Linked DNA regions of Mus musculus: regions 1, 2, 4 and 5 are each linked to region 3. A link is a loop called in an ENCODE intact Hi-C map of the cell type or tissue named here. Cell type or tissue: left cerebral cortex. All regions are shown on one strand.

Region 1 (5,000 bases), 50 kb before region 3:
GAGAGGTGGAAAGGTGAGGGAGAGGAGGGAGGGAATATGGGGTGAGAAGGTAAATTAAGAATCATTGGAGGGGTATTATGAAAACCCAAGTTAGAAGGAATATATATATATTAAGGCAATCTAAATGAATTCACCAAATAATGAGGGAGATAGAGCCTCGACTGGCCATCTCCTGCCATCAAAAGAAGCTTTTAGTAATAGGACTCGGTTATATTTAATTGACTTGTTGTTTTTAGGGTCCCACAGAAATCCCCAAACAAGTCAGGATATCACCAAGACTATAGCTTGCTCCCTATAAACTAAATGCAAGACCCCATTACTGGGAACAGAGAATACACAACTCTCTGAACAAAGAGTATAGTTGTTGCTGACATAGAGCCTTAATGCCAGCATCTTTGGCACAGAAAGAAACTCTAGAGGCTACCAAAGGAGAGCCATGCACACGCACCTAGCCAGAAGCCCTTTTGTTCTATAATGCCTGCAAGATATGTTGGTGCAGTATTAACAAAGCCTCTGGGAATAAACAACCAATATCTGATTTGACTGAAGGCACACTCCATGAGATGAAACTCATATCCGACCTAGTTTGTGTAACCAAGAACTGGTACTACACGGCCCAGGGACCCAAGGTAAAATCAAATACCCCCTCTCCGCTCCTCCTTCCTCTTCCTCTTCTTCTAAGAGGCGATGAACGACTCCTAATGACATTCTACAACACTCATTGATCAGTGCCTTGCTCAGCCACCATCACAGAAGATTTGTCCTCCAGCAGATGGGAACAGATGGAGAGACCCACAGCCAGACACTGTGCAGAGTGGAACTCTTGGGCCTAAAAAGGATGCCTCCATCAAATCGCTCCTCTCAGGGTTCAGGGAACCCTGTGGAAGAGGAAGCAGAACAAATGTATAAGACAAATGGGATGGGGACACTAATTAAATACGGACCTCTAAATCAGTATGATAGACACTCATCTGAACTCACAGAGACTGGGGCAGCACGCACAGGGCCCGCTTGGGTCTGTACCAGCCTGGGTACTAGAACAGAAAGGAGAAGAGGATACATGCCCCCATCCCTAGTCCAGAAGCAGTCTCAAAGTGATAAGTACTTGGAAACAAAAATTTAGTGTCATCCAACAAAGCCTCCCTGAGGAAACAAACTACTCTTCAGTGTAGGCCGCATGTCAGGCAGTGGATGGCCAAAGGAATGAGCTCAACAAAACCACTGGAGGGTCCTGCTTCATAAGGATGTTTCAGGGCTTTTCTTTTATTAATATTTCAAATTTTTTATCTTACTTTTAATTTTGATTTTATTTACATATTTTCTTCTCTCTCTTTACCCTTCAGTTCCTTTGCATAGATATTACAGCTTCCAGTTTAGTGTTTTTAAGGGATTCTCAGATATGCAAACAAGTGGGGATTTCGTTTCTTCTGCCATTTCTTGAGATCTTTTCCTTCTGTTTATTTTGTCCAATTATGATGTGTTAGTTTTTATTTTATCTTATTATATTTTAAAATTATTATTCCTTAGGATAAGCCTGTTAATTTTCTAATTAGACACAGGAAAGAGCTGAATTTAGATGGGAGGGAAAGTAGGGAGGAACTTGGGGAGTCAAGGGAGGAGGAACCATATTCAGGATATATGAGAAAAAAATCTATTTTCAATAAAAGAAAAAAGAAAATTAATATGAAAGACTTATTTGATTTTTCATTAAATAAAAGTACTACAATAACATCCAGCAATTAGTGACAGTCTATGTGCCAAGTATTAATAATCATAGCAATTATGTAAGACCAATATTAGTATTTTAAATTGCAGATAAGGGAACAGACTCAGTGAGTCCAAATAAAAACCCAACCCCACACATTTAGTAATTAAGAGATAATGAAGCTATGAGAATATTTACAGCTCTCCTTTCTCCTGCTATGATGGCTTCTTGGTCATCTTCTTTCAAAGAGTGGTGGTGCTGGCAGGGATTATAAAGTGTACTTTTATATAGGTCTGGCACAACAACAGGTGAATATAGAACAACAGATACCTATAGTTGGATCCCAGTGAATAGTAATGAGCTTTATCTACCTAGCAAACAGGCTCCCTACTACCATCTAAACCCCACAGACAGCTGCCAGCCAATGCAGTGTCTCTGCAGTGCTTCTGAGTCTTAAGAGGTGATATTTTGCCAACTACCATGAAAGCATGGTTCAGCATATTAGCCACTGTGACATTCTTATTTGCTTTCCCGTGCTTTTTACATCTCTGTACCCTACCACTGAACACAACTTTAAATCTGAGATTATGACACACTGCAAGAATGAAGAAGCCAACAGATCAGATAGTCAGTATTCAGATATTAAACAAGTAAGAAGGGCAGACGAGAGCTACTAACAGGACCTGACAAATAGCCAGAAAACTAAACAGCACAGGAAAGGTCTGTATACTGCTATTTTCATTTCTATCATCTTAACGCTTTTTCTATATTAAGTGTAACCATTAGCTCTTTTACTAAAATTTTAACTAAAATAACCACCTCCAAAATATATTTTAAATAAATAAATAAATTACTTTCAAAAGTAGTTAATGAGAAAGATGGAGAAAAATGGCCCATCCACCAATGGTATCTTGTATATAACAGAGATAAATGAAGTTAAAATTGAAACTCTTAAGCATCCATACTTTACATTTATTTTGGAATAATTTTAGACTTGCAAAGACAGTACATCGAGTTTCCATATGTCCAGCTTCTCCTGCTAGCATCTTATATAACCACAGTGACATTTCTAAACTAAAAAATTAACATTGGTAAAATACTATGGATTAAAAAGACATTTCCACCAGCCTCCACCTGGTTTCATTAATCTACATTTTGTTCCAGAATTGTATCCTGGATCCTGAAATAGATTTAGTCATTGCCATCACTGTCATGTCTCCTTATTCTCTCCCAGTATGTAACAGTTCCTTAGCCTTCCCTGCTCCCTCATGACCTTCACACTTTGAAGAACGCTGCTCACTTAGCCTGAAAATTATTTTTAGTTTAGATTTGTCTGTTGTTTTTCCATTGCACTGAAGTTGGGTTCAGGGTAGGAAGGATACAATTTAGGTCATGTACGCTTTTTCAGTTCATCAAATCTAGGGGTAGAGGGTCTATTGGTCACGAAAGTACTTAACATGGTGACTTAAAGTAGTGTCTCTCACCGATTTAGATATAAAATTATCATATTTTTGTAAGTATTTTAGTAGGGATAGTTTCTTAACTAATATCTTGCTTTTTGTTTGTCTCTGACTTATATCAACATTGATAAATGGATGTTCCAATGACAATTATTATTGTGGTGAATTAATGTTTTCTTTGTTTAAACTACTTCTTTCAGAGTGTTCATATGGTTGTTTACAGCCTTCTTTAAAATTGCATGCAATACCTAGCAACTGATATATCTTATTTGCCTACAATTTTGCCAGAAAGCTATATAAATGACTTATTTTTATTTGCAAAATACACTTAACATTCTCGATGTCAGTTATTAGCTTTGTCCCTATAATTATGGGGGCACTGTTAAATTTTATGGGTATGCCCAGCTTATATATTCACATAAAAAGGTGGAGAGAAAGCCTCGAAGATATGGGCAGAGGGGAAAAATTCCTGAACAGAACAGCAATGGCTTGTGCTGTAAGATCAAGAAATGACAAATGGGTCCTCATAAGATTGCAAAGCTTCTGTAAGGCAAAAGACACTGTCAATAAGACAAAAAGGCCACCAACAGATTGGGAAAGGATCTTTACCAACCCTAAATCTGATAGGGGGCTAATATCCAATATATACAAAGGACTAAAGAAACTAGACTCCAGAAAATCAAATAACTCCATTTAAAAATGGAGTACAGAGCTAAACAAAGAATTCTCAAGTGAGGAATACCGAATGGCTGAGAAGCACCTGATAAAAATGTTCAATATCCTTAATCATCAGGGAAATGCAAATCAAAACAACCCTGAGATTCCACCTCACACCACTCAGAATGGCTAAGATCAAGAATTCAGGTGACAGCAGATGCTGGTGAGGATGTGGTGAAAAAGGAACACTCCTCCATTACTGGTAGGATTGCAAGCTGGTACAACCACTCTGGAAATCAGACTGGAGAGAACCCAGATGTCCCTCAACAGAGGAATGGATACAGAAAATGTGGTACATTTACACAATGGAGTACTACTCAGCTATTAAAAACAATAAATTTATGAAATTCTTAGGCAAATGGATGGATCTGGAGGATATCATCCTGAGTGAGGTAACCCAATCACAAAGAACTCACATGATATGCACTCACTGATAAGTGGATATTAGCCCAGAAACTTAGACTACCTAAGATACAATTTGCAAAACACATGAAACTCAAGAAGGAAGACCAAAATGTGGATACTTCCTTCCTCCTTAGAATGGGAGAACAAAATACCCATGGAGGGAGTTACAGAGACAAAGTTTGGAGCTGCGACGGAAGGTCTAACATCCAGAGACTGCCCTACCCAGGGATCCAGCCCATAAACAGCCACGAAACCCAGACACTATTGCATATGCCAATAAGAGCTTGCTGACAGGACTCTGATATAGCTGTCTTCTGAGGGACTCTGCCAGTGCCTGACTAACACAAAAGTGGATGTTCACAGTCATCCATCGGACAGAGCATGTGGTCCCCAATGAAGGAGCTAGAGAAAAAACCCAAGGAGCTGAAGGGGTTTGCAGTCCCATAAGAGGAACAACAATATGAACTAACCAGTAACCCCAGAACTCCCTGGAACTAAACCACCAATCAAAGAAAACACAAGGAGGGACTCGTAGCTCTAGCTGCATATGTAGCAGAGGATGGCCTAGTCGGTCATCAGTGGGAGGAGAGGCCCTTGGTCCTGTGAAGATTCTATGCCCCAGTAAATGCCTGGGCCAGGAAGTGAGAGTGGGTGGGCTGGGGAGGAGGGGTAGGGGTAGGGGATAGGGGGTTTTAGGAGGGGAAACCAGGAAA
Region 2 (5,000 bases), 110 kb before region 3:
AAGGTCATCTTTAGACAAAATAAGCAGTAACATACACACAAAGCAAAGTTTGCTTCTCGATTTCTATACAGGAAAGTAAAGAAATAAACGCCATATCAAAAGAAACAGAGCAAGGAGTTTGCAAAGTGCTTGTTTATTCAAGTACAGACTTGTTATCTCCAGTCTGCTTTCCTGAAGGTCATGGCAGAACTGATGTGCAATTTACTTTCTTCATGACCACTTAGCTTACTATTGCTAACTTCAGAAAGCAGCAGTGGGCAGATCAGACTCCTAACATGAAAGAACCTGAGGGTTTTCACCCCATTCTTCTTATATAGTAGGCACCTATCTGCACACTTAGGTAAGCCATTATCTAAATACAGTAAATACTATACATTTTCAGTGTGCATACCTTGCATTCTGGGAAAACTAAAAAACTAATAATGTCTGCACACTTTTTTTTTTTGATTCAGTATTGATTTTGGCTTTAATGTTCTCTAATGATCTTAGTGACATGTGGTTTCTAAAATAATTAGAAATGAAAACCTTTTTTATAATGATATAAGCAGAAGTCAAAAGCTTGCACTAACACACACAAAAGGTATTGTGCCTACAGTGTTTTGAGAGTATCACCTGTTATCATTCTATGGTCCCTTCCTTGCCCTCTGCAACCATAAAATAAAGCTTACTTAGAAAATAAAATACTAAACATTGTGTTCTAAGAGAAATCTCAAAAAATGACTGTCTAGCTTCAACCCCAAAACAGGATAACCAATGGTGTGTGGCTGTGCCTATTCTCAATGTTAGCACCCAGGCCTCCTTGTAACAGTTTTGACCATAAATGAGTATAAAATTAATCAATGGTGAGAAATTCACCTTGACTGATGACTGGATTACTGGAATTCAAGAATTTATTGTTCAGGAAAGTGAAACAAGTTGTATCTTGAACCATAGGTATACAAAACTAATCTACTTGCTCAAGATATAAACATTTGAACTAGAGAAATACTGCTTGCTATTTCTGTAAATTTTCCCTTTACCTCTCTAAGACAAAAACTTTACCTTTAAAAAAAAACCCAACATATAATACACTCATGTTAATAATCTTTTGGATTATATTTTGATTTTGCTTCTGATTCTATAAGAATTAACTGAAGTTATCCACTGTATCCTTAAAAATATGTTTTTTGCTATCAGTGTGTGTTTATGTATGTGTGTGTGTGTGTGTGTATGTATGTGTGTGTGTGTGTGTGCGTGTACATGTTCATGCAGTAGGCACACTGCACATGTACATAAGCCACAGTTTGACTTGACGTTCTCCCTCGGTCCTCTTATGAGACAGTCTCTAACGGAACCTGGATCTCACTTGTTTAACTAGCCTGGCTGACCAGTGAGCTCCAGTAATCTGCCTGTTTCTACTCCCCAGTAGGTGGAGGTTCATATGCTTACTTGTTCCTTGCTTTTACAAAGGTTCCAGGAATCTAAACTAATATGTGCATGCTTGCTTGGCAAGAACTTTGCCAACTAAGCCATCTCCTCACCCCCAGTTTCCAGAGTGCTTCACTACAGCTTGTCTGTCACAACTACACAGTACAAAATCCATCAGTGTAAGTCATGATGGGCAGATCAGTCTCTTTATGCTCTAGGCATTCCTTAAAGCATAACCTGAGCAAGCTTTGATGGGTACTCTGGTCCAAGCTACCCTATCCATTGCCCACTCACTACAATAGATTCCCATTTCATTATTCTTTGAAATTGAAGCATTCTATACCCTTTGAATACAGGTTGTCCTCTCAAAAACTTATGTTGAAATTACATTCCAATTATGATATATTAAAAGGTAGGGCCAAGTGGGACCTTTAGGAGGTGATAAAGAGCCTGTCCTCTCTAGTGGATTAATGGATTAATGCAGGTAAATGGGTTTATCTTATGATCAAATCTGTAATCAAAGTTAATTTGGCCAAGTTTTTTACACACATGATGCAAACTGTCTCGCAATACCCTATGCTTGGCTGATTGGAACCTGCTAGCAAAGTGGGTCCAGATACAGCCTTTAACCATGAACCACAGCCATGAGCCAAAATGAATCTCTTATTTACTTACTCAGACTGTGTCAAATTATCAGCAACAGAAACAAAGGAATGTAAGTACAGCACGCAGTATTTGTAATTGTGTGCTCTGCATGTGTATTCATTGATCATCATTGTTAACTTGACTGAATCTGGAGTCAAATAAGTCATACTTCTGTGTAAGTCTGTAAAAGGCATTTTCTGGAAGGATTGACAGGAACAGGGAAGGTGTCCCTGATATAAGGAGGTTAGAGGGAAACACTGTTCTTCTTTGACTGCTTGCCTTGGCCTCTTGCTGGTGAACCTATCTATTCTATAGCTGCTGTCTATCACTGCTGCTTCCATCAAAACTCAGTTCTTCAGCCTTCAAGTATAGACAATAGTCATAGTTTTTAAGAAGCCCTTCAGGTCTGCAGCACAGGGGACTTCTGAGGCATCCAGTCTTGTGGGCCGAGAAGCAACTAGATTCTCAGTCATTCTAGCTTGCAGGCTGTTGTCCCACGTGTCCAACAATGGCTCTCTACCAATGGGTGATCCAAGAATCCAGTAGTTGTTCGGTCCATGAGGCTGTATGTCTCAGCTTGTCTTCAGTTTATGCCAGAACCCTAAGAAGTAGGCTCCGGTACCAGTGAAGGAATGGACTCGCTAGGGAAAGTGTTAACAAGCAGGAAAGGAGCTAAAGCATCCTTTCCATGTTCTTTATGTAGGCTGCCAGCAGAAGGTGTGGCCCAGATTCAAGGTAGATCGTCCCCCCTCCAAAGATCTGGATTAAAGATATATCTTCCCACTTCAAATGATTTAATTAAGGGAAAAAAAAATCCTTCACATGGGTACCCAGCTGCTTGAGATTTAGTTCACTGCAGATGTAGTTAAGTTGACAACCAAGAATAGCCATCACACTTATATTCAGGAATTCATTTCTGGGATCTTTTCTGTTTTACTGAACCACTCCCCCACAACTGATTTTTAATAGATACATCAGTTTCACGTTAAGTTTTTGTTGTCTGTTTGTCTGTATTCATGTGCTAAGGATTAGAACCAAGACCTTATGTATAACTGGTAAGCACTCGATGACTGAGCTGTGCCCTAGCTATCAGAACTGCACAGTTTTGATTAGTACAGAGCTTTGCTTTTTGAGAAAGCGTCTTGCTACAGTGCCATAGGCTGGTCTTGACTCTGGCTCACACCACATCTTTCTCCAGATCCTCCAGAACTATAGGCAGATGACTCCCAGTCTCTGCTAATCATACCCCTCCCTTTTTTCACTCTCATCTCCTTTTCCTTTGGATGCCATGTTAAGCAAAAGGAAAGCGACAGTCATTAAAGAAGACGCTTTAGGAACATATGCACAGCTGATTAAGAAAAGACTTAGGGTTTGAGTCAGTTCAAGGAAATAACTGAATGCTTAGTCTGTCTTCTCAAGGCAAGGCACTAACTTCTCCTTAAATGAAGCTCAAAGAATGTGTTTCTAGGCCTTTCTTCCCTTTGCTGGCAACTGTAATCAGTGAGAGATTAAACTTCAAGACTTCTTAGTCTTTTTGCATTGTGTAATACAATATGGAATTACAAATAACAAAGATTCTTGATTCTATTATTACCTGAGATGAACATCTAGATATTGCTGATTTTTGGTCTCTATCTTTGTACATAATTTAAGATAGCTTTCAACTAAAAGGGAAAAAAAAGTTAAATTTCCAGGAATTCTATTAACTTGTGCTATTTTGGTTCCTCAAGTCCAAACACATGACACTATGTCTATGATGCTGTCTTCAAAGGAGGTAGCATTCAGTTCCAGGCTAGACCCAGTTACAGAGACAGACTGGGGTACCAATTATCTCTAAGTAGGTTAATGGGATTTCTCTTTATTAGTCACTAGGGAGCTAAAGGGAAATAACTCTTGTCTTTGTACTTTAAGAACAAGGAACTTAGTATCTAGATAATGTTTCAAAGGTGGGTTGCTTTGTGGCTCTTGGCAGGGGGCTGGAATGGGCCTTCCATTGCTCTTAGGAATGGGAAGCGTGTCAGTTGCAGAGCTCCTGTTCTGGAAATTACTGGTACAGTGTTGAGAAATGAAAAATGAGCAACATGAGGAAGTAATCAGAATTTTATCAAAAGGAAATATATCAAGCTAACTACCCACTAACAACTATGAAACAAAAATCAGACAGTGCAATGGAAGCTTAGCCAATTCTAATTAATACTGTGTGGCCTTCAGACACTTTCCCGTAATGACTGTAGGCAATGTATTCTTGTCCTTAAACATACCAGCTTGAGAAGAAATAAAGTCAATTTAATTGACAAGACAAATACAAACTCAGGAAAGAATGCATCTTTAAGAATGCCCCAGATTTTTTAGATTTAATATATTCTCTCTTAAAATATTGTTATGTCTTGTTAGAGTAGACATTTGTTGTTTCTAAAATTGACTTCTGCAGGCATGTGGCCTGTGTGGGTCCTCCTTGTGTTAAGTCATGAGCATATGCTACTCTGGGTCACAATTTTATGAGAAGGGACTCAGTTGAACTCCAGCCCACTAAGTCAAGGAAGCTTCTAAGGCCTGGTTTCAGTCATAAGAGAAGCTGACACTCTTATGATTAATACAAATGTGAGAACACATTAACCAGCAAGTGTCTTCCTTCTAAGCACAAAGGAACATGTTTCTATCAGTTTTGGGCCACTATAAATATCCAAGAGTAAGTAACTTCTAACAGAATTCTTTGACTCATTCTCTGGAGATTGAGAAGTCTAAGAGCATTGCCTTAGCACTTGGCTAGGGCCTTTGGTTGCTGTCATCTGATGGCAGAAGGAGGAGAAGGAGGAGGAGTAGGAGCAAGAGGGACAGGAGGGTGCAAAACACAACAAGCTAAGGACATGTTTAGTTTTCTAACAAAGCCCTTCTCAGAGACCTAACCTTGTCTAGGGCAATGACTGCAATCTACCTGTCAAGGCAGA
Region 3 (5,000 bases):
TGACATGAAGCATGCTAAAGAATCTACTGCCCAAATCAAATTCTACTGAAATCGGATCTTGCATTTGAAGATGTGTCCATCAGAACATGGTAAACTGGTTTTATAAAAGTAATAATCCAACCTACTGGAATGATAATGAAAAATTCAAAACAAAAACAATTAGTGACAGCAATTCGTAAGATGTGGAAGAATATGTCATACTCAGCTATTCAATGTCTGCATCATTATGAATTCATATAGATTCCATATATGTATATATATGATACAAATATCCCCTAAAAGAAAAGAACTATATGCATTTATAATCCTTAAATACTGAAACAGGCAGGCACCACCCAGCAGACTGTCCTGAAGGAAATGTTAGAGAATGAGTCCTCTTGCATTTCTGTTCTAACTGCCCTGATTTTCAACAATGATTGACTTGTTAAAGCATGTCCTTTCCCCACCTCTTCGTTCTTATCACAGATTTTCTTTTCCCTTCCCTCGGTTCTTAGAGGAGTAGTGTCAGCACCTTTATAAGTGTGACTGGATAGCCTGGCTTTTCTTTCCCCAGTGTCCAGATGTTACATGGAGGAACAGCAAAACAAGAACACAGGTTGGCATTGAGAGTTATTTTTGAGAGACTCAACCCGAACATACCACCAAATGTCATTTTCTCAAGTGAAAATGGATCCAACTGTGATGGTGGAGGATCTGCTTTTAATTAAGTCCAAGAGTCAGCAGGTGCCACCCAATCAGGAGGATAGTTTGTTCAACACTTACTCCTAAAGAGTCATTTGTACATCCTGGGGGCTTTCATGTTAGCATACAAGAAAGCACTACAGGACCCACAAAACTCAGTGCCCAAGATGGGCGCTGGTCCGCAAAGGTTACACCCAACAATAAAACCCCACCCACTCTGCCAGCTTGGAAACCAGAATAAAACCAAACGCAGATTTTGTGCTTTAAAGAGCCTGACTCAAATCCTGAGGTGGATTAACACCTATTGATAATGACACAATCTGGGGAACAAGCTGCCAGAGCAAGCCTTGTCTCTTCCTAAGGTCTACCCTGGGAAATACAAAACAAAACAACATTAATACATCTGGATTAATTAGTCTGGCAGAATCACACTGAGCAAAACTGTAGCGTCCTAGAACACAGGAGGTATAGTGTAAAGAGAATATAACAGATAGTAAGAAAAGAGCTTTGGGGAAAAGCCTCTCAATCTTTGCATTTGCCCCTGATTCTTTCACAGTGCCAGAGATCTAGCTAACACCTATGATGGATGTTGTTAATATTGTGACGTAATTGCCAATTTAATATCTCCCCAAAAGCTTTCAACGGCCACTTATATGGATTGAAATATGTTCTGCTTCTACTTCAGAGTTTAAATGTGAAATATTCTGTTACATATTATATTATTTATATTACATATGCAAGGACAGTATCAACTGAGAATATAATTCCTCCATACTACACAAGACACACTTTTAAACAGGCAGATGTGAATCTCCTTTCCAGATTTAGTTTTTTGTCTTTAAAAAAAAAATCCAGGGAGAAAATATGACATCAGTCTGCGAACTTCCCACTAAAATCTGAGGTTACAAAAGGGCATTGCGAAGACTTCTTCAGGTTCCTTTGTATATAGTTTTGACTCACAGAGGAAGAAGTGATTAGCATTAACCTAGCACTGCTAAAGAAAATGCAAGCAACTCCTTTGCAGACTAAAAAGAATAGAGCTGATGGCGCCCTTCAATATTATTGCAACATGTTTTACAAAGCAATGAATTAACCATTTCCCAAGCAGTGCTGTGGGGCCAAGCACTTCCCTTTCTCTCTCCCATATTTACAGTTAACATCTCCAGGAACCCAGACTTATCTACCATGCTGTAATGCTCACCTTCCTTGAAGTGAGCTTGGTCTTTAGGTTTCTTTCTACAGAATAAGTATAAGTCCATCAGATAACAATAACAGAATAACAGAATAACAATGGCTTAACCTGGCTCAGAAGAAGGATATTTCATCAACTGCAGCTTACTGTAAGTCTCAGCAAGAAATGACTGGGGGAGACGCACAGAGATAATTAACGAGGAAAGCCCACACTCTGCCTGGGCAGCACCGTGGCTCACAAAGCAGATGGCCAATTTTTCACTATACATCACCCAACTACCATGAGTTCTATGAGATGTGTCTCAAGTTTCCTTGCTACTTTATCAAAAAAAATTTTTTTAAACATTTCATTTAAATTCACCCCCTCATCAATGAGAGAATTCTTAGTGGATGTTGTTCTATTGTTCCCTAACAACATGCCTCAGCCACTCACGTTATTTTTACACTCTAAAACAGCATTAAAAAATGGCATTATCAAGCTGAGATTTGGCCCAGGTAAATACGTGGTAGTTTGGTAAGAGTTGGGCACAGAAAAACAAATCAAAGTATGAACACCAGCTTTTACAGTTCTTAATCTAAGCAAGGAAAAAATTAAGATATAGCATATAATTTATATTTTATATATAACCAGATGAAAAGGAGGAAATGTGGACACGTTCAGTAGTTTTAAATTCGCATGATGCTCATGGTAGAGTAATTTCCATGCATATGTGAGACCTGAAGTTCATTCAATAACCTGCACCATGGTAAACACATAAATGGATAGAATAAGGAACTGAATAAAGACATACAAACGTCAAGAATCAATATCACCAAATGATTCTAAATTGTTATTTGTGTCTAGTCTGTCCAGTTGACCCTGGTAGCAGGAAGGTCTGTAGTGCCCCCTCATGGCCAGGAAGCTTAATGGGAACTCTACAAGTATCAGTTAAAAGACAAATAAATAGCTGAATGCATTCATAGTCAGGCTCAAATGAGACACTTTGATAATTAATACTAGTTTCCACAAATGTAAAAGCAACCTTCTTTAAAAAAAACTATTAACATTAAATATCCTCTACATTTTATCTGTTCCAGAATTTGATATAAACATTATCCAGAAAAAGGAAAAATCATATTCTTCAGAAGAAAGAAGATTTCATCACTTTTAAGGATATGGATGGGTTTGGGGGAGGAGTGCTACAGGAGGGGCAGTAAGTTCTATGAAAACAGCGCACAAAATTTGTCTGGGATATAAAATAATTTGCCTTAGAGTATAACAACATGATGCACAAAGATTGGATCATTCAATTTCTTCACTTAAAACATTTAGTTAAAAAATCTTGAAAGATATTTTTTAAAAATTTAAGGCAATAAGTAAGTGATCCATTCAGAAACCTTTTAACACTTTCTTCAAATAAAACACAAAATGCAAAATTGGATGAAAAGTGAAGCCTGCAGATGAACTAATTTCATAGTTATACAAATTAGTGAGTTTTATGGCCAACAAAACAGAAGTTAAGACACACCAAAGATAACAGTGTTCCAAGAATATAAAACATATTGTGATTAAACTATGTGGAAACTATTATACTCACTCTAGAATGGGCTAGGTAGAGTTTTGGGGAGAGAATTCAATTCTAGACATTATCTTGAGATGCTTGATGTTATCTTATTATTGCCTTTAATGGAGGCAAGAGTCAGATGGGGTAGAAGAAATAAACTTTCTTATCACCAGGTTAAAAAAACCTTTTATTTTTTGCTGAAGAGTCAGATAACTAAAAAACACCACTTAACTGATTAACAGGAAAACAACACTGATTTGCTTTTAACTAATAATATTTCACTACTAGATACAGCTGAGGTGAATAATACTTTTAACTATTAGCACTTGAATATATTATGTCCAGTACAGAGAAGAACATAGATTACCATGTAATTACACTTGTCCATAATGAAATTCAGTTAATTAGTTTAGGGTACAAGTGCTTAGCATATTCAATTAACTTCATTTAGTGAACAAAATTTGCTAATGAATGATAATGTTTAATCTAATCTCTAACTCTAATGGAATACATACACAAGGAAGAGAGGCAGGGACAAGGTGACTGGGAGACAGAGACAGAGTCTAGGAGGTAAGACCTTAGATACATTTTTAATAAATACCTCAGAACTCAAGAGGTCATATAATATCCATATATGTTATACATTTACATGTATATAGTCATGTGATTATAATTCTACCAGGAGCTTACATACAATACTCTTCCCACAGTGTACAGGTTCCTATTAAATAGGAGTATCTGCAACTGCATAAAAAATAGAGAAGGTATTAGAAAGGATAAACTTGCTCATTTGTCATCTTCTGGCTTCTAATGTTAATCCATACATCCTAATTCTGAGCAAACCAAAAGTATTAAAATGATTGAATTTTCATCAGGGTGGGAGTTTGGATTACAAAAGCATTTCCAATGATGACCTCTGACTTCTCAGGTATTCTGACCACAAGGTATAAATACAATGTTCATTAAAATAAAATTCAGAGATGCTAAGTTAGTGCTCTTTGCAAAGTAAATTTTATAACCACACTGACAACCACATGCATGTCCTTCTACACCTACTTAATACTTTAATAGCCTTTGGGGTTTATGCCAGCAGGAGACTGTAGTCATCATACCATGGGAGGTCGCATAGCAGTTGCAGTGGGAACCAAGACATGCTCATTCCGGTCATATTAAAAGACTATCAAAAGATGCATGCTTTTCCCCAAGATGAGTACTTAAAAATTACCAAGAAAAAGCCACCTGTGAAGAACTTATTAGAGCCAGGTTAATTTGCTAATGATTGATAGGGTTAGATTGCACTGTGTCATAATGTAATGTGATAGATAGCCAGCATATTTCTTAGTCACCATCCATCCTCTACCCTTTTTTGAGGGAAACCTGTTAAGACCAAAGTCTTTCAATACTGTAATGACACAGGAGGAAGAGGCTGGGAGGGAGCAGGAGAGGAGGGTAGTGGCATAAGGTTGAAGGGGTTAGGCCTGATGCCACTCCCAGTGGGTCTGGATAGAGCCCATGGGAAGGCCAAAATGATACAGACCCACCTCCCAAAGCCTTTCCTACACATCTTCAAGCCTATGGGTCTTG
Region 4 (5,000 bases), 57 kb after region 3:
AGTGTATCACTCATTCATAGTTGGCTAGTGGTTTCTTGTGCTTATAGTGAAGTCAGATATTTGGGGAAGGATGCAGGGAAATGAGATCTTCAGAGATGTCTTGGTGCACTATGTCTTAGAGCAATGCTGTAAGCCTTGAGTGACTCACCAAGATGGTACCCATTAGGTGTCTATACCAAAAAGTTATTATTTTCTCTTAGAAAATAATTAATATCCCAAGAGAAATATTTATGGGTATGAGAATATTTTGTTTCTCCAACTTCTACCTATTACTTCTGGGGCCCACTGATAGGTGTGTAAATGATAATTACTGTGATGTCTAGTGGTGGATTTTTTTGTACATTCATTATTAAATCTTTCAGTAATGAATAAACTGCCCCAATCCCATCACTTATTTTTTCATGGATATTTATTTTATTCTGTGGACATTATTTCAGGGCTATCACTTTCTTCCTTAAACTGTTCCAGTGTGGGTACTTAGGAGTTCCTCTGGATTGGCCTGATCTCCTAGCAGCCCTTTCTCCTCGTTTTCTGTACTTCCTTACTTTCTGACAATGCAAGAGGTCTTACTTCAAATTGTGTTTCCTTTGCTCCAGTACTAGATCCAACGACTACTCCAGCATACCATAGTTCCTTTCTAGTGAACTATATTCAAGACTGAGGACTGGATGTTAACCCTATTCACTGCTACCAAGGGTAAGTGACTGACTCTAGGTCTTCTTAATAGGCAAGGCTAAGAAACATATAACACCCAGAAACCTGTGCCTATAGAACCATCTACATCCATGCACACAGACATCAAAGACTATGAATTAAATCATGAACATCCTGCCATGTGGTGCCATGAGGATCATTTGCCCTAACTGTCCTCTAGGACAGAAAGCACACAGTTCTTTTCACTACAAATATAGTGCCTATTGTTCAATTCCTATATATACATACCAGAGTAGTTTCTAAATGCTAGTTCCCATCCCTTAGAAAAAACAAGCTATAACTAGAGTTTGATGAATCTGTGTTGATTTGTTTTCACCTAATAGCATCTATTAAAATACTACTTTTCCAAAGCTGCATAATGTTACACTGAAACATTTCTCAATATGATTAAATTATTATGTCTAAAATGTAGATAAATGTATTGTTACTGTTCTTATTTTCATTTTAAATAGTCCCTATAGGTTATATATGGTATGGTATATGGCCAGCCAAAGAGCTATCAACTTATTTTGCAAGCAAATACAAAAGACATACTTTATTGGGACCAAGGAATAAGTCTGTATATGAGTACAGATATTATTCATGGCATGTGTGCATCTATGCATGTGTATGGTGTGTGTGTGTGTGTGTGTGTGTGTGTGTGTGTGTGTGTGTGTGTTCATGTGCAGGATTGGCTTTTAAATGGTGGTACCTCCATTTTCAAAATAACATGATTACAAAAATAAAGTACTTGTAAAATTGATTTTCAAGACTGAATGGCTTATCAAACACAAGTACTCTATTTCTTAAATTTTTTTTGGTCTTTACACACACACACACACACACACACACACACACACACACAGAGTATTTGGATACCAGCTTAAGTAGTATTGACATTTGCTACACTACAGAAAGGAGGATCTTCCAAGTACACTTTGAATTAAGTGGAAGAGAAGAAAATGAAGAAATTATTTTTTTATTTAATTTAATGGGTTTGGGGGGGTTGTTGTTGTTTTGTTTTGTTTTGTTTTGTTTTGTTTTTTAACATTTTTCTCACTGACCACTCCTGGTCACCTCCTCCCAAAGTCCTTCCTCCATCTCCCTCCCCTTCTTCGCTGAGCCAGTGGGAGTTTCCCTGTGCATCCTCCCACCCAGGACTTCAAGTCTCTGTGAAGCTAGGTGTTTCCTCTCCCATTGAGGCCAGACAAGGCAGTCAGCTAGATGAACAAATCCCACGTACAGGGAATAGCTTTTGGGACAACCCCTGCTCTGGTTGTTCAGGACCCACATAAAGAGCAAGCTGCACATTTGCTAGATATGTGCTGGGGACCTAGGTCCAGCCCGTGTATGTAAATTTGTTGGTTTAGTTTCATTCTTTAAAAATGATATTTTTCCAGAGAAACTGACTGAGTGGACACGCAAAGACATATATTCTGACAATCGGAACTGCTGTGGAAATAAGAGCATACAAGATATGACGAGGACGTTTAAGAGCTTCCAGAAAATGCATCTTAACACTGTAGAGCAGCAAAGGAGCAGGAGAAGGACAGATTTAGAAACAGAAGTCCAATCTTTGCGTACAAAGTGCAATGCTTACATCAAGATGTCAGTCGAGATGAAGGCGGGACAGTGACCAGAGACTGTCCCCACAATGAGGAATTATGCTTCCTTTGCAGGAGCTGATGGGCTGAGTTAACTCTGCTAGGAAGGATTTAGCACTGACTCACACAGCCGAGAAATATCTATTTCTCTTCTCACCATCATGAAAAAGCCAGAGGGAATGAGCTTCCGTCATGGGCCTGTGATCACATGGCCAATATCATTCCAGATTTGAGTGGAAGGTGGGAAGACAAGGAAGGAAAACAAACACTGGTGAGAGACGTGAAGTAAGCCTGGGGAAGACTAAGAATACCACCAGCAAAGGAAAGCAAAATTGATGGTGCCCAGTGAAAGACCCCGTGGCTTCCTGCCACCACAGCCTCCCTTTCCTCCCTACTTCTCATATCCAGCTTCTAAAGAGGACCACCTAGCTATGCTGATCTCAGTATTTTAGATCTTACACATACACATTTTGAAGTTTTAATAACAACTGTCCACACTTACACTGTATTTTTAAAAGGAAGGCAAGAAGTATTCTCTAACTTTTTGTATAGATACATATCTTTCAAAACAAAAATGTATGTGCAGGGCAATGTCCACAGAAGACTTCTTCTTTAATATAGATTATCTACAAAACACTGAGTGATATAGCTGTGACTTTTAAGTAGACAAATGGGAGGTGCCACATGGCCACAGGATCTTCTCCAGTCTGTGACTGTACTTAAGTTGACCACTAGTTGTACTCAGAGAGAGGTCCTGTAGACAATAATGTAAGAGTGTCACAGTTTTATGTAATATCACATTCCTTGGATTATAGACTGGGAGTTTCCAGAAATGTAGAAATATGGAAATAGATTTTTATACTTCCCAGTGTAATTCTACAAAGTTCTAACAGTCAATGTGAAGGTGGTACCAAAAAAAAAAAAAATCTCAGCATAAAACCGCCCTAGTCTTTTTAAAAATAGTACAACTATGCCCAGCAAATGATAATAAACTTTTTGACATTTCTATTCTATACTTTGATCTAAAGTAAAATTCTGACTTCATGTTACACTGGCCTGAACAATCTCATTGTAAATAATAACACACTGAAAATGCATTCATGTGGAAGGGCTGTTCTGACTGTATCACACACTGTTGCCCAGCTTCTCTCCACACTGGGATTCTGAGTCTCGCCCCCAATCAAAAATACCTCCTCTTCTGGAAACAGAGCATCCATCAGAATTGTCTTCCAAAGGACAACTACATTCTGCCTGTAGAATGTGACTTCCCAGATTGCTTCTCTTTGGCCTGAACGCCCTCAGCAACATGTAATGGATATGCATATCACATACAACACACACACACACATACACACACACACACATTCTCTCCCTGTCTGTCTCTGTCTCTGTCTGTCTGTCTGTCTGTCTGTCTGTCTGTCTCTCTCTCTCTCCCTCCCCCCCTCTCTCTGATTCTCTTTTCTACCATCTGTGTGTCAGGAGTCCGTTCTTTTTTACATTCACACGGTTCTCTTTTATTGAAACTATCATCCCTCATCTGTTGGTGACATCTGGATGATTTCTAATTTGGAACTACTGCTAATAAAGTTGCTCTGGTTATTATTATAATATTTCCTTTCATTTCTTTTCAATGGAATCAACTATACAAGGTATGTTTACTTTGGTGTCAAATTGCAAGACCTTTCTCCAAGATTCACTGCTTTTATATGCTGTCATTTGAGTAGGGATATTTTTGCTTCTTATTTTTCTTTCCTTATCCCAGAGATTTCAATGGATGGCCAGGTCTGAAAAATATTATACCTGACTAAAACTTCCTCAGTGCAGAACTCATGTCTTAATCATCTTTGTTTCACCCAATATATTTAGTATGCCTTTTATTAAAGAGAGAACTTCTAAATCCTATTAAATTTCATCTGACTTTAGATAGATAAAGCAAGTCTAGTAACACTGCTTTGGATATAGACACATTCTGTGCATAATTTTGAGTAGCACATTAGCTAATCTCTTTTATCATGTATTCTCTCAGACTCTAAGCTACATGAGGGCATGGAGTGCTACCTGTCCCATTAAGGACTGTGCTCCTCAACTGAGACATGGAAGTTGATGGGGAAATAAGAACAATCCTTTATTTGATTATTTTAATACAAAAATAATACACAAGGTTATATTGTGGGACAGTTCCAGTATATGGCACTTACTGTTTAATGGACTAAAGATAACTCTGAGAACTGTAACCATCTCAAGTGTGTTTTAAAAATTAAATTGCTGATTTGGCCTAGGAAGCTAGCTAGCTAGCTCGCGCTCTCTCTCTCTCTCTCTCTCTCTCTCTCTCTCTCTCTCTCTCTGTGTGTGTGTGTGTGTGTGTGTGTGTGTGTGTGTGTGTGTGTGTGTACCATGATATACAAAGCATGGTATCAATCATTAAGAAGGGTAAGAAGGAACTGAGCTCCCATAGGAATGATAGGAAATACACTCTTCTTATCAAACAATATGGTCTCAAAATATTTCTTTTTTCAAAACCTTTTGTCTAGGGTTATTCCATCAAACTAACAACTTGAAATGAAGTTACTTCCTTAAGATAATACTTTGAGTAAACAATTTATGTTTTGTAAATGAGATAAATAATAATTTACCTACTTTTGCATTCTAATGAAATATTTACTTCAAGAATTAAATAATCTTGCAATGAGGTGACTTGCCTTA
Region 5 (5,000 bases), 180 kb before region 3:
TCTTAAGGATTCTCCCAGAATCCTACTTCTGTTCCATCTTGAGCACCATCTACACACCCCAGAAAGAGGCAAAGCAAGACTCAGATGGAAAGCATGCCAGCCCACTCCACCTGAGCCAGTTCCTCCTGGTTTTTCTCCTCTGTGTCCTTAACCACGGCTTCAATCAATTTCCCTTTCTCTGATTTGTGAACAGACAAATGAATTGGTTATATAAGGTACCAGTTTACATTTTCAGAGAGTTCACATTCATCATGTTATCTTGAGACCGTTGGACAGTAATAAACCCTTGCTAAAACTCTAAAATTGTATCTTTAGAGAGGATGCCATGATTGACAGTAGTTAAACATTTTTTGGTGACAAACAAAAGGCACCTCATAAAACTCTAACCTTGTCCATGGCAGACCTCTATGCCAGTTTCCACCTACCCTCCTGAAAGATATATTTCACTTGTGACAAAAACAAACTGAAGAGAGAGAGAGAGAGACAGAGAGAGGGGGGGAGAAGAGGGGGGGGGGGAGAGAGAGAGAGAGAGAGAGAGAGAGAGAGAGAGAGAGAGAGAGAGAGAGAAGCTGCTTGATTTTGTTTGATTTCTGTTGCTGTGGAAGAAAAACCAGTTCAAAACCAACTTGGGGAGTAAAAGTTTATTAATCTTATACATGAGAGTCTATAATCAAGGGTGGGATAGAAACTGATGCTAGAAGCCTGGGGTCAGGACTGGAGAGTGGGGAGATGCTGCCTACAGGCTTGCTTCCTTTGGTTTACTCTGCTACCTTGTCTTATTCAACCACGGACCACCTGACCAGTGATGGAATTGCCCACAGTGGGCTGGGCCTTTCTACATCAATTACTAATCAACACAGTGCCCCAGAGACCACAATCTTTCTCACAGGCTAGTGTGATAGATGTGCTGATTCGACAACTGAGCTTCCACCTTTCCAGGTATCTCTTGTTTGTATCAAGTTGGTAAAAACTAAGGAGCACAATATCTAGTTGAAATTTCTCCCAAGGCAGGCACAGTAGTGCATACTTATGATTCCAGTGCTTTGGAGGCAGACCTAGGACAGGCCCTTCAGTACCACGCTGGGTCATGCAGAACAGAACCAGTCTCAAACAAAGTAAAACAGCAAAACAAAATAGCATGTCTTGCAGTGCAAAGCTTAGGTGATGGAAAGCCTAGTTTATACCTGAGTTTTTACTTATTTCATTCTTGAATCCCAACATTTACTTGTTGAATAAATCTATAATATTTTGCTGAACCCAAATAGAATATATTTTAGACCTGAAAGGGTTTTTTTGGTTTTTTTGTTTGTTTGTTTTTTGGTTTTTGGTTTTTTGAGACAGGGTTTCTCTGTATAGCCCTGGCTGTCCTGGAACTCACTCCATAGAGCAGGCTGGCCTCAAACTCAGAAATTTGTCTGCCTCTGCCTCCCAACTGCTGGGATTAAAGGTGTGTGCCACCACGTCCGGCATGAAGTAATTTTTAAAAATGATGAATACACATTCTAATTAAATGTCTGTGTGCTTGTCTGTGTATGTACACACAAATGCATGTATCCACATAGGCCAAAAGAAGGGTTTCAGTTCCCTTGTAGCTAGACTTACAGGCAGTACCAAGAACTGAACCCTGGTCATCTCAAAAAGCAGCAAGTGCTCTTAGCCACTAGCATCTCTCCAGCCTCATGAAGTGATTTCTTAAATAGAAACATAAACTCAAGAAGACAAGCAAATCCCCTTACTCTCCATATTCAAAAAAAAAAAAAAAACTCTGAAGGAAACTACTAACTAAAATGATGTTTCTCTTTCTACCAGATACAAATTTCTCTTTTCTATGTACAATTAGGACAATTAAATGATTAGAGGTCAGTTCTAACAGACTGCACAAAATACCAGAATCTGTAAAGCATGCCACCACTGGAACATGCAATGACAATTTTAAGATGAAGAAAATTCTAAATACTCTCTGTTTTAAACAACATATGCTGCCAAGTTCTAAGTTACTGATTATTTTTCTTGAAATTCACATTCATTTTAGCCCTAATCTCTCCTACCATTTATACACGAGGAGCAGCTGATGGGAACGCATTGAGCTATTTGTAGCTGCCCATGTGTTCAAGAAGGTAGCATGCGAAAACAGGATCTTTGTTCCAGGTGGTGATTTCCACCAATGGAACGCGAAGATATAAATGGTTAGGCTTTGACATCATGGTAGAAGATTTTGTCTCTAGGCAACAGAATGTGTCTCACAGTCACAGCAGTAGCTGGGGGAGCACTGAAGGTCTGGCTGCTATGGATGGCCACACCTAACAGGCAACTTGTAAAGGGCATTTATGCATAGACAAATAGACTAACTAGTACCCACACTGGGAGCTGGTTGCCTTGCCCACTCAGCATGGTGTCAGATAGCAATTCAAGAGCTCTTTGCTCTGCCCCATGCTTACCATCACATAGTGATGTTGGCTGGCTTCACCAGTCCCATGCTTTGCCCTTTAGGCCTTTGGGGAATCTTCCTGCAGTAGAGTAATAAGTGTGGGTGCAGAGTTACACCTTGTCTTAGCTGAAGGTGGACATAGGGAAACACAAAATAGGGTTTATTCCCCAGGTAGGTTTCTGCAAAGTACAGAGATTTTTAAAGGCTCCTCCTGCCCCTCTTGGAAATAGTTCATGAGGAAAGGAAATCAGAATTGAGTGGAGATTACAGATGGTGAGATTCTAAAGTGAAAAGAGGAAGAGCCGGGTGTATGCAGACGTGTCCCTTAGTGACAGGGATATGTCCTGAGCAACGTGTTGTTAGGTGACATCATCACTGTGTGGACATCTCGGTGCTTACACAGTCTGTATGGGATAGTGTAGCACACCCAGCTCTGTGGGCTCAGAGACGAAATGGCATTATACAGAGCAAGGATGCAGGGAAAATGCAAAAGTCTCGTGTAACTCTGAAGGGACTCTGCCAGGCACTATAATGCTGTCACCAGATATGCAGCTGTGCCAAAAGGACCAGCTCATCTTTGTGCTCATCCTTGTTAATGCTGACATTCACTGAGGTGGTGCTGTGGTCTGAGCTATGTGCTGACCTTTCCTATTATAATCTCAGCTTGGGGCATGGCTAGACCTATGGAAGAGCAACAGAGAATGCAGTAAAGATTTAAGGAGTGGAAGCAAGGCTATACAAGTGAGCAAGCTTCACTGATTCAGTGATTTGAAAACAGTATCACCCAGGTTTAAACAGGTCAGACAATCCCTTTAGGATATGAACCTTGAATGCTCTTCTCTCATTTGATAAATAAATGTTTATTCCATATTTATAGGTTGACAGAGTTGATCAAGCTTGTGGAAAGGTTATGATTTATAAATGCCATGCGATATTTTTAATATTTTTCCTTATAAGTTTATGTACATAGTGCGTTGGAGAATGCACATGCCAGAGCCTTCTTTCTTTTTATCCTGTGGGCTCTGGGCACAGAACACATCTTGTCAGGCTTACAGCAAGCTCTCTTGCCTGCTGAGCCATCTTGTGTGCCCTTTGATGTAGAATATTAAGTCAGCCTAATTCTGCAAACTTGCTTGCGTTTTGCAGTCAGACACTGAGGACATTCTCATCCGCTTGTTTAATTCTGTGCCCCGGCCAATTTCAAAGCTGATTTCAGGCTGATTGTAAATTACCTAATTCTGAAAGGTGGATTAATAGTGGGACTAATTTTAAATATGTTCAACTCTTTGTGATTCTTCAGTATTCTGAGGGAAGAAATCCATCCTCTGGCTGGGCACGTCAACTGTGCTTCAGGGTTGTGGTTTTACCATTCTGACAATGCTCTAACACCCCTGCTAGAAATGCTCATGTCTGTTAGGACAGCCACTGCTTTGTAAAATATTGAGGACTCTGTGGCACCTGGATGAGGAATTGAAACGTGGGCACACTGTGGGAAAAAGTAGGATGTTCTCCAGAATCAAAACCAGAACTATCATAAACTCCAGCAATCTACTCCAGGCTGTATAGACAAAAGAATGGAAATCTGGACCTGAACAAAATGGCTGTATCCAGGATGCTTATTGTAGAATTGTTGACAGCAAATGGAAATAAATCAGATGTCAGTCAGTTGGTGAATGGACAAAGACATGAGATGTGTGTGGTATGTATATATCGTACATGCACATATATCATATATGTGCATTCATATATATATATATATATATATATATATATATATATATATATATACTCAATGTAATGTTATTGAGCTTTTGTGAATTCACTATTTAATTGTTTATTTGCTTCTTTGGTTTTGAGACAGCACCCCTCTATGTAGCCTAGGCTGGGCTGGAACTTAGCTATATAGCTCTGGCTATCCTTAAACTCTTTCTGCCTCCCCCTTCTGAGTAATGGAGCTGTCAGGTATGTGCCGAAGCTGGAAGCATTTACAGAGAAAAATCCTGCTCTGTCCAACACCATAGTGGTCTGTACCTGGGAGACTGTGCCTGTGAGACAAGGGAGTCGTGAAGGACAAACACTGCATAATCCCACCTATCTCAGGCATCTAAAGCCTTCACAGTTGCTGCAGAGAAGACAGTGGCAGCTGTCAGCAACTGGAGAAGAGGAAATGAGGGATGTTTGTAACAGGTATGCAGCTTCTGTTAGTCATGCATGTGTATTCTAATGATTCACTCTATAGCGTGGGCCCAACAGTTAACTGTATGGTTCTGCATGTACTTTCAAATATGTTAAGAGGGTAGATCTCATCTTAATCGTTATTTTTTTCTTTTTCCTTTCTATCTTTTTAATTAAACTAATAAATTTTATTTTAAAATATACAACTCAGTATTGACACTTTAAGTCAGCAAAATAATTTATAATAGTTTAAATGCCTCTTAAATATACATGATGTCTTCTGAAGCTAAAAGTAATATGCACTCAACCAGTTTTAAAAATCTATTTGGAACATTAAACAAGATAGAAGTATTGAAAAATTCTCTTATGAAGTTCTCTATGAAAAGAAATCGTGACA

What was found. A loop is a pair of places that touch in the nucleus more often than their neighbours do. Peaks named below come from ENCODE experiments on the same cell type or tissue, not always from the same donor. Only the 100,000 strongest peaks of a DNase experiment are listed, where the experiment ranks them.
Region 1: a loop joins it to region 3, with 2.2 times the contacts of the local background. A loop is called at or near these places in 2 of 42 quality-filtered maps.
Region 2: a loop joins it to region 3, with 2.9 times the contacts of the local background. A loop is called at or near these places in 5 of 42 quality-filtered maps.
Region 4: a loop joins it to region 3, with 2.1 times the contacts of the local background. A loop is called at or near these places in 2 of 42 quality-filtered maps.
Region 5: a loop joins it to region 3, with 2.8 times the contacts of the local background. A loop is called at or near these places in 3 of 42 quality-filtered maps.

What each region holds. Positions count from the first base shown.
Region 1 is chr8:67,762,507-67,767,506 of GRCm38, forward strand. All of the region lies in intron 10 of Psd3 (pleckstrin and Sec7 domain containing 3), which reads right to left. Among named protein-coding and RNA genes, the nearest start is that of Gm32888, 99 kb to the right of the region's middle. In left cerebral cortex, no CTCF peak of the experiment used is centred here; a DNase peak (open chromatin) is centred at 2,859; H3K27ac peaks cover 1,658 bases.
Region 2 is chr8:67,702,344-67,707,343 of GRCm38, forward strand. All of the region lies in intron 15 of Psd3 (pleckstrin and Sec7 domain containing 3), which reads right to left. Among named protein-coding and RNA genes, the nearest start is that of Gm32888, 160 kb to the right of the region's middle. In left cerebral cortex, no CTCF peak of the experiment used is centred here; DNase peaks (open chromatin) are centred at 2,735, 4,586 and 4,771; H3K27ac peaks cover 2,636 bases.
Region 3 is chr8:67,812,117-67,817,116 of GRCm38, forward strand. All of the region lies in intron 9 of Psd3 (pleckstrin and Sec7 domain containing 3), which reads right to left. Among named protein-coding and RNA genes, the nearest start is that of Gm32888, 49 kb to the right of the region's middle. In left cerebral cortex, a CTCF peak has its summit at 2,762 (motif pointing left); DNase peaks (open chromatin) are centred at 555, 925, 2,087 and 2,749; H3K4me3 peaks cover 3,803 bases; H3K27ac peaks cover 4,829 bases.
Region 4 is chr8:67,868,753-67,873,752 of GRCm38, forward strand. The region is part of intron 9 of Psd3 (pleckstrin and Sec7 domain containing 3); the gene reads right to left. Among named protein-coding and RNA genes, the nearest start is that of Gm32888, 7.4 kb to the left of the region's middle. In left cerebral cortex, a CTCF peak has its summit at 3,010; DNase peaks (open chromatin) are centred at 1,923, 2,440, 2,998 and 3,471; H3K27ac peaks cover 1,160 bases.
Region 5 is chr8:67,629,679-67,634,678 of GRCm38, forward strand. No RefSeq gene overlaps it. Among named protein-coding and RNA genes, the nearest start is that of Nat3, 110 kb to the left of the region's middle. In left cerebral cortex, no CTCF peak of the experiment used is centred here; DNase peaks (open chromatin) are centred at 2,172 and 2,773; H3K27ac peaks cover 3,111 bases.